Regions from separate parts of the Homo sapiens genome. Here region 1 is linked to region 2. Evidence: read pairs that join two places in POLR2A ChIA-PET (ENCODE). Cell type or tissue: CD4-positive, alpha-beta T cell. All regions are shown on one strand. Region 1 overlaps LAMA3 (laminin subunit alpha 3). Region 2 overlaps TTC39C-AS1 (TTC39C antisense RNA 1).

Region 1 (5,000 bases), 140 kb before region 2:
AATAAAAAAATTTAAAAAAATAAACCACACACACAAAAAAACCACAGGCTCCTGTCTGCGTGACCTCACTTTCCAGGTCCCTGCCCAGATCACTTGCTCAGGGGACACTCTGAGTTGTGCCCACCAATGGCGTTCAGTGTGTGAGTTGCTCACCTACCACCAGCATCTTATTAATTCACCCTTGGCCAGAAGCCCCGCATGTTTGCTAAAAGAAACGTTCAGACCTTGGGATGCCAGTCTGCCAGGTTGGCACTTCATGGCAACACTGTCCCTCTGTGCGTGGTGTTCTTTCCTTCACTGCCAGGAAAAGAGAAGCAAGGTTCACCCAGCCTACGTCGGGCCATCTCCAATGGCCCTCTTCTGTTCTGAGGCTTCTCTCTCTGATGGCTTTTATTTTGGGAGGGGTCATCTGCTCTCTCTTCTTTCCGGTCTCTAGACCACCAGAGTCCTTGTGCTCCACACTCGCTGTCTCTCCAGAAATAAGGAATCAGCTGAGAACAGGCTTTACATTTTTGCCAGACTGCCTGATTACATTTAGTCCGAGGGTCACAAGAAGAGAGCAGTTGTTATTAACCTGGGGCCAGGAGCCCTCTGATAAGAGAATGCAAAATTGTGTGTATATGAGAATGAGTCTTTCTGTGAGTTTAGTGGACACTTTTCTGAGAATATGGCCCATAGTTTACCCAGCTTTCCAAAAGCGTCTCCGATCCTCTCCCAGAGTTTACAATCCACTGCACTAGAGCCATCCACTTCAAGCAGAACATTTACACTCTATACCTACATTACTCTAAGTGTGGTTTTGAGGCTACTTCCTTATGGAATCATTTCTGCAGGTATCGAGTAGGGAGAGGTGAGAGGGATGGGGCTGAAAGATGCAACTTGCCAGGAGGTCTTGCAAGTAATGCTGAGTTGGTCCTTTTAGTTGTGCCGAGTGGACAGAAAGGCACCGTCTCCTCCCCTTAGCCCATGTCACAGCTAGAATAGTAATAGCAAATACTTACGTGTGTGCAAGCAACTCCTGTAAGGTTTTTACATGTAATATTTAATCCTCACGACAATCCTGTGAAGTAGATATTGTTACCTCCATTTTTACAGATGAAGAAACTTGGTTGTAAAGTGACCAATTTGCCCAAGGTCCAGTAAGTGGTAGAGTTGGGATTCAAAGCAGGTTACCTGGTTCCAAGTTTATGTTCTTAATCACATACAAAATCCTTTATAAGCAGATATTTGCCAAAGGGAAATAAGCAGATATTTGCCAAAGAGAAACTTAATGGGATATGAAGAGTCGTATTTAACTTTTTTAGGATGGTCACTGGGGTAAGATATTTTCACAGGTATTAGGAGATAGGTGATGGCCTACATTTGGTAGTAATTGAACAATAAAGTGTTATTGCCTATATGCCAATAAAAATGTATTTCTAATACTTCCCTTAGTCCCACAGAAGAGAATCAGTGTGTAGGTAGATCCCAGCTCTGAATGCAGTGCTTGGCTCCCCAGGGCTCGCGGCACTTTCTCTTCCCCTCTCCAACCTCGAGTTCTGGGTTCTCCAGGCACAGCCATAGCCCACTGCTTTTCTGCCTCTGCTCAGCTGTTTGTGTTTTCTTGTCTGCCCGGATCTTCAGTTAAAAGGACCTGCAGATGGTTGAGGGTGGATGACTCAGAGTGACCCTCCCACCCCCCACTGTGCTTTCCTCTGAGCTCTGGCCCTTGCAGGTAACAAGGGACATTAAGATCCACTCTGTCACCCAAGCAGGGAAATTGGGAGTCTTCCTTGTCTTCTCTTCTTTCCTCTACTCCTCATCCAGAATCTTACAGTTCCCAGAAACCTCACCCCAAAATAGTTTGGGAGCCCATCCCTCCTCCCCATCTGGATACCTTTGCCCTAGGTTAGCCCCCAGTCTCTCTCCTGACTTGACATCCTGCTGCTGCTGCTGCTGGAATTCACCCTCTGGGCTCCATCCTTCACACAAGTCCAACCACACCCTCTCCTCCTTAACAGCTGTTCATGTTGCCTTGTTTGTAACTTGCCAAGTGCCAGGCACTGGGATGAAATTTTGCATGCACTGCCTCATGGGTTCCCAGCAATCCCAGGAGGCAGCAGCTACCGTGTTCTGTCCCTCATAGGTATGAAAAGCAGGCTTTGGGAAGTTAAAGAACTTGCTAAGATGGTGTGTCTCATATGGTCAGAGCTGGATTAGAACTGCAGCCTTGCATGCACAGGTCTCAGCTACTGCGCTGTGCTGCCGTGTCCAGCCCCTCTGTCCTGATGATCTGACACCACCTACCTCCTCAGGCCATGGGGCAGCATTCCCTGCCTGGACATCTGCCCCAGCAGCACCATGCTTGTGTTGTTCCCTGTACACACTGAGTGATCTCCCGCTCTGTTCCTTCTGTCTGGAATGCGCATCCCAACTTCTACCCTATGACTCTGCCCTTTAAAGCTCAGGTCAGGAGTCATTTCCCCCAGGGAAACTTGTCACCTGCTACTCCTCTGAACCTCAGTTAGATTCTGTGTAGGTTGTCATCATTTCCACTTATGGGCCATCTGCGGGAGCCCTCCAGGCTCGGGGGCCATGTCCCTTCTTGCGCCCTCAACACCTAGTGCTAAGCCTGACCCATCTACGACGGTCATCCATGACCATCCACAATGGCCATTGGTCAATGACCTACATTCTGTAAGTGCCTTTTATCTGCCTCTCTCCATTCTGCCTTGGACTATAAGCAGGCATTGTATCTATTTAACTGGCTTTGCACACCAATTAGTCCACTATAGTGTAAGTGAGCACTTTAAAATTGTGTGTACAAAGATGATGATTTTTGCTTCCTTTACTTTGTGTACAGATGCAAGCCCAGAATCACAGGGCGGCAGTGTGACCGATGTGCTTCCGGGTTTTACCGCTTTCCTGAGTGTGTTCCCTGCAATTGCAACAGAGATGGGACTGAGCCAGGAGTGTGTGACCCAGGGACCGGGGCTTGCCTCTGCAAGGTAAGAGAGATCGTGCAATGCCAGACAACAGCTGCCGGTCAGCAGGAAAGTGCTTCATGTTGAGTCAACATAGAAAAGTATGTGGGAAATGGGACTGACCCGTAAGAGATGTTGATAGTGTATGTAGCATTTTATAGTCACGATCTCATTTTACAGAAATAGTTAGGAGGTGAGACCCCTTTTATCTTTTGGAGAGGTCTCAGACCGCCTTAGAATCTGATGACGGATATAGACCCTTTCCAGAAAAATCAGCACAAACTTTTATCTACAGTTTCATGAGGTTCATAGGTTCACCTAAAACCCATTCCTGGACCATGGACTCCAGGTGATCATCTCTGCTCCAAGGGGTTCCGCCAGGTTGTAGGAGACCTTCCAATTCCCAGGAGATGTTTTAAGGTGGTGGTGAGTGAGATGAATTGGTCTCCCCATCCTGTGAACCGTATGGTGCTATTTCTCTACTTGCAAGATGCCCCAGGGGCATCTTATGAAATTTAGAGAATTCTCTCCTCCATTTGTGTGTGGTATAAAAGTTTAAACAATTAACATGGGATGAAAGCTTAATAATTAACATCTCTTTTAATGTTTTGCTCACATCCTCATCCTAACATCTTGTGTTGGTATTTAATTTGTGCAAGTAGCTAATTGCAACTAGGGAAATTTTGGAACACGTGATCTCTTATTTCATGTTTTGCTTCAATAGGAAAATGTAGAAGGCACAGAGTGTAATGTGTGTCGAGAAGGCTCATTCCATTTGGACCCAGCCAATCTCAAGGGTTGTACCAGCTGTTTCTGTTTTGGAGTAAATAATCAATGTCACAGCTCACATAAGCGAAGGACTAAGGTATGCATTGACAGAAAGTGCTGGGGAACATTTTGTACATGGATTTGTTAAATGATAAGCATATCCCTCGCTGCTCCTTGGCCTGCAGTGTTTTAAAATTCTTGTTTCCTGAATTCGTCAGTTGTTTGCTCGAATGCCATGTGTTCAGAGGGGCTTTCCTTCACCACTTCCTATAAAATAGCACACCTTGGACACTCTTGCTGACCTTACCCTTGTCTTCCCCATAGGAGTCATCACTCCCTATTTAACATTTTGTTTTAAAATTTGTTTATTGCCCTTCTTCTTCCATCCCTAGAATGGTGAGTTCGCTGATACACCCCTAGTGCCTAGAACAGGATCTGGGACATAATAGATGCCCAATAAATCTCATTAAATAAATCGAGTTTGTCATTTTCCCCTTTAAAAGAAAACCTTGTTTCTATACTCACAACACTCTAACACCAAATGTGTGGGGTTTTTTCTATACTAAAAATTCTCTGATTCTCCCAGACACTCCGGGGTGTCCTGCAATTCAATTCACTTCTGACACTCTCTACCTGGAGGTGGCATCAGACTGCACAGGCTAAGGGCTCAGTTCTTCCAGACTGCTCCCACTTCAGATGCCAGTTGCAAGTCCCAGGCCTCCAGTACTTCTCCAGTGCTTTGCTACAAGTTGGGGGTTCCCACAGCCCACTCCTCATGTTTATAATCTGCTATAATGGCTCCCAGAATTCAGGACACACTTTCCTTCCTATTGCTGTTTATTATAAAGAATATGATAAAGGATACAGAGCAACAGCCAGGTGAATAGGTGCATAGGGTAAAGTCCAGAGGGTTCCAGGCATGGGAGTTAGGGCGCACCATCCTCCTGGCATGCAGACGTGTTTACCCACCCAGGAGCTCTCCCAAACTACCATTTAGGGTTTTTTGTTTGTTTGTTTGTTTTTTGGTGGCTCTTTCATGTAGGCATGATTGATTAAATCATTAGCTATTGATAATTAACTCAATCTCTAGTCCCTCTCCCTTCCTCAGAGGTTGGGGGTAGGGCTGAAAGTCCCAACCCTCTCATCCTACCTTGGTCTTCCTGGCTACAAGCCCCCATCCTGAAGCTACCCAGAGGACTCAGCCACCACTTATCTCATTAGCACACAAAGAGACACTATTACCACATCAGAGTCCAAGGGTCTTAGAAG
Region 2 (5,000 bases):
TAAGTGAATATACTGTATAGGGTATCTGTATAATGGAGAGTGACTACTCAGCAATGAAAGGAAACGAACTATTAATATACATACACTTCAACTTGGATGAATCTCAACATGATTATTCTGAGTAATAGAAGCAAGATAAAGGACTCAGAGAGTACACACTATAAACTTTCATTTAGATGAAATTCTAGAAAAGTCAAACTAACTTATAATGACAGAAAGCAGATTAGGGATGGGAGGGAGAGATGACAAAGGGGCACCAGGACCCTTTTGGGATGATGAATATGTTCACTATCTTGATTATAGTATTACACACATGTCAAAACTTATCAAATAGAACAGTTTTAGTATGTACCACATGTTGCATGTCGATTATACCTCAATCGAGTTGGGTTCTTTTACAATTTTAAGTTTAAAATTATCTGTGAATAATACTCTTAACCTTTAGCCCTTGGCTTTGGCCAAGATGCCTTCTCATGCATAATTCTTTGCAGAGAAAGCTACATCTCCTTCACTTATGGTGGTGAGCCAAGGGGTAAACAAATGCTTTAATCATTGTGATAGCCATAGTTCTAGCACTTGACTCATAAGAAGTACTTAGTGTGTGTGTAATAATACTTCATGCTTAGAAGTTATATGGGTCTAAAATTCAATAACGAACTATACAAATGTGATTTGTAATAAACTTAAAAGGTGACATCTATGAAGCATTGCACATCACAAGAGCATGTATTTCTTTCAAATACACAGAAGAAAATCGAGGAACAACTGAGCAAGGTCTACCCTGCAAGGGGTCCTGAGGATGGTGATCCAGCCAGTGAGTCAGAATCTGACTTACGCCCAGGAGCCAGCTACCTCAAAGTGCTGAGCACATCAAATTCAAAATGGCTGGTGAAAATGCTTGCCTCTGGTAGAAGAGCTGCAAGTAAATTGGACATCAGAAGGAAAACAATTTAACTCATGCAAACACAACTCAACTAAAAACAGAGATTAAAGAGAGCTGCTGTAACTCACACCAAATATTTAGCAGCTGCAATTTTCATTTTTTACTGCCAAGTTCAATTCACAAAAACAACAACAATATTTATTTAACATCTGTTATGTGGCAACAGTGTGGTAGTCATCTTTAAGGCTGTTAAGCATTTGAATAAATTATAGGAGGCAATGAATCTCCCTTCTAAGAAATCTTTCTCATTTGGATACAGAATGTGTCTATACAAAATGAAATATGCGTAGATCTTCCAAAACAAGATCTTCTTTGTGTAGCTCTTCCAAGACAAGATCTTATCTATGACTTTTTTTATATATTCAAGCTTTCATGGCCATGATACCTTACATAAAAAACTAATTGCAGCACAGTTCACAATAGCTAAGATTTGGAAGCAACCTAAGTGTCCATCAATAGATGACTGGACAAAGAAAATGTGGTACATATATACAATGGAGTACTATTCAGTCATAAGAAAGAATAAGATCCTGTCATTTGCAGCAACATGGATGGAACTGGAGATCATTGTGTTAAGTGAAATGAGCCAGGCACAGAAACACAAACTTCATATGTTCTCACTTATTTGTGGGAGCTAAAAATTAAAATAATTGAACTCATTGAGATAGTAAAAGGATGGTTACCAGAGGCTGGAAAGGGTAGTGGTGGAGTAGGTGGAAATGGGGATGGTTAATCGGTTCAAAAAAATAGGATGAATAAGACTTAGTATTGGCTAGCGCAACAGGGTGACTATAGCAAAAAATAATGTAATTGTACATTTTAAAGTAACTAAAATAATATAAATGGATTGTTTGTAACACAAAGGATAAATGCTTGAGGGGATGGATACCCCATTTACCCTGATGTGATTATTAGGCATTGCATGCCTATATCAAAATATGTCATGTAACCCATAAATATGTATACCTATTATATACCCACGAACATTAAAAATAATTTTTTAAAAAAAATTAATAGGATATTATGTCATTTCCCCCAGGTCTGGCTCAGTAATTCCCCATGAACAATGTAGAGGACGTATTGTCTAGTTAACTTGGTTAAATAAGGACTCAATGAATGGGGAAAAATGTATTTGGAAATTCTTTCCTAAAACTGAAATACCGTGGTCATCCATTCATTAAATAGTCACTGAATTCCTACCATGTCCTGGGAGTGTGCAGTGGTGAACAAGCCAGACATGTGGTCTTTGCTCACATGAAGCCTATGGGGAGACAGGAGATCCAAAAATAAATATACCATTACACGTTGTAATTAATTGAAAATATTTGTGTATACTAGGAGGCAGAGAAAGCCCAGTGTGCTGCCTTACTGTAATTTCCAGTCTCTCCAGAAATAAGAAAGGCACTGCTCCACTGCCTTTTAATTGCAGCTTTTCTATGTTTTTGCATTAGGAGTAATTATGTGCCCTTGACATTTTTGTGCTCAGAGTGCAGCAATCTGCCTAACAAGCATGGCTTGCTTCTCCCTGGACATAACTACTGAGTAATTGGCAGGCAGGCCGGACTGACCTGCGCCACACACAGAGCCAGAGCCCGCTGCCAATGCTTCAGGCCCAAGGGCTGTGCTCCTGGGTGCATAGCACAGAAAAGACTGCCAGGCTGTGTCAATCTTTTTAATCATGCTTACGCATATAGGTTAACCACAGTTATGTAAGCAGGTTCTGAGAAAAGGTGAGAAAGAGAATGGAGAGTTTTGCTACAACAGAGGCAGGATTCTGAATTTATTTCCAGCTGCCCATCTTGTCCCTCCTGGAGACCTAACCCCTCCAGCACCTACACACACAGCCTCTTTAGAAGCAACTATCCTGCCACTGGCTCAGAAAGGCTGAGTCCTAAGAATTCTAAAATCTTGCTCCTAAGAAATCTCAAGCTTCTTTTGTGGTAAGTGGCTTAATGAGACAGGGTAAGTGATAAACAAGAAGAATCATTGTATCATTTTATGTTTTTATCATGTTGTCATTGCACTGGCTAAGTTCATCTTTGATGGTAAAATACTAACGCAAATTGAAGCTGTGATAAAAGGGCTTTCAATATGAAATAGACAAGACATATAATGGAAAGAAATGCTTCCAGAATGGATTTCCATAAAAACGTGGCAAGACTTTCTCAGTGCCATTCTTTAAAATCTCTGCTATTTTTCAACAAATGCCAGATGTTAAAGCATTTGCATAGTATCCCTTGGAGGGTTGGGTGTAAAGACATGCATTAATATCAGGTTAATAGAAAATATCTACAATAACAAAATGTCCACACACAGATGCTCAATAAATGCCATAGCACTTGTTATGACTAATTATTATGAAGTACACGGACCCCTTTTCATATCAAATAATTTACTAGACCCTCACTTATAGATCTTGTACTCCTACTTGGTTGAGAATGTATCAAAATAACTAAAAATGTCACTGTGAATTTCATTAAATCTTGTATAAAGATCGAAATGTAGGCCTCCAGCTGTGAAATTTAGAATCTCATCTTTTACTAGCCTTGACCAGCTGTGAGTGAAATGCCAGATCAAAGTTTATTTTTCATAAATATTTAAGTAATGTCACAATTAGCAATGCTATTCTAGATAATTATTTAATTTCACTACATATTATAAACTGAAAATCTATGAAAAAAATTATATACTAATTTAATTGTCTTGGGAAATATAATAGAAATGGACCATAGTTTGACATTAGATGTTTTGGTATTAGGTTTGTGCAAAAATAATTGCTTTTAATGGCAAAACTGCAATTACTTTTGCACCACCCTAATGGTTCATATGACATCACCAACAATCATCCAGAAAGCTTCATATTAATCTTAAATGAATTGTTGCCATTAACAAAGCTTTCTTCTCTGAGATTCAGCTGGAGAAGTTCATTTTGGAAAACATTTAAAACTGTTATGCACATGAATCTCTGAAAAGATATGAAGCTCTGGCAAAAAAATAAATGAAGGCTAAAAACAGAGGGAAACAATTTCCCAGTGCAAAAGATTTTCTATTATTTTCATTATTATTCCTTAGATGTTTTGGCTGAAGATACAAAAAGAAAAACAAATAGATATGTTTTCCTCAAAAACCATCACTTTATTTTTGTGCCACGGTTTTTGTTTAAAATAAGATGACAGAGAAGAAAATTATAGAGATAAAATCAATTGTAGTAACCAAAAAAAAAAAAAAAAATCAGTTTTAGTAACCAAAGGAAATCAGTCTGTATTTCCAAAACCTTTGTGTGAGAGCCCATCAGTGTGGTTGGCAGATGTTTTACAAACACTTAGGGAATCTGTCATGAACTTTAAAGACCAAGAGAGCTTTTTCTGTTTGCCAGGAAATCTAGGAAAACAAAGGAAAATTAAACCCATTAGCCTAGTTTAACATCATGTGCTTCCCCCACTCGCCCCTCCCCTCATAGCCAGGGCTTACACAAACACACTGAATGGTACTTACGTTCCTTAGGTATTACCAGTTGGCCCCGTTTCAAGGCTTTAAAAAAGCCTCATCACTATGCACCCAACGTTAACACTCAAAGCCCCGCAGGGCTGTATCTTGGACGGCTGTTGCTACTGAGTGTGATTCTCAGCAGATGAAATGCTAGCAGCAGCAGCAGCAGCATCTATGAACTGCCTTATAATAAACTGCAACTTGGCTGCACTTAGTCATCACCAGGGCCACGCGCTGATGCGTGAACTCCACCCTCAGAGACTCTGATTTCATTGGTCTGGGAGTGGCCTGGACATCAGGATCTTTTCCTTTTTTTTAAAAAAAAATAATAATAATTATAATCCACAAGATTTTCCTAATGGTTACATCTCACACCATGAAATTGACTTTGGTAAAATGTGTGTATAGTTCTCTGTCACTTTATCACGTGTGTAGGTTTGTCTAATCAGCATTGCAATTATGATACAGAACTATTCCTTCATCACAAAGATATGCCTTTATGGTATCACTTACCTGCCTTCTCTCTACTATCCCTAACTCCTGACAAACACTAATCCCGATAATTTTG

The links. Peaks named below come from ENCODE experiments on the same cell type or tissue, not always from the same donor. Only the 100,000 strongest peaks of a DNase experiment are listed, where the experiment ranks them.
Region 1: POLR2A ChIA-PET joins it to region 2 with 5 read pairs; 3 of 35 experiments call an interaction of 5 or more read pairs at or near these places.

What each region holds. Positions count from the first base shown.
Region 1 is chr18:23,855,002-23,860,001 of GRCh38, forward strand. It overlaps LAMA3 (laminin subunit alpha 3), which reads left to right. Exons shown (of 75, transcript NM_198129.4): 33 at 2,843-2,987; 34 at 3,688-3,828. Among named protein-coding and RNA genes, the nearest start is that of LINC02958, 130 kb to the right of the region's middle. In CD4-positive, alpha-beta T cell, no CTCF peak of the experiment used is centred here; no DNase peak of the experiment used is centred here.
Region 2 is chr18:23,990,156-23,995,155 of GRCh38, forward strand. TTC39C-AS1 (TTC39C antisense RNA 1) reads right to left here. Exons shown (of 6, transcript NR_110796.1): 6 at 4,058-4,324. It also overlaps a transcript of TTC39C not described here. Among named protein-coding and RNA genes, the nearest start is that of LINC02958, 10 kb to the left of the region's middle. RefSeq lists a silencer at 4,350-4,409. In CD4-positive, alpha-beta T cell, no CTCF peak of the experiment used is centred here; DNase peaks (open chromatin) are centred at 2,616 and 4,506; H3K4me3 peaks cover 2,437 bases; H3K27ac peaks cover 3,415 bases.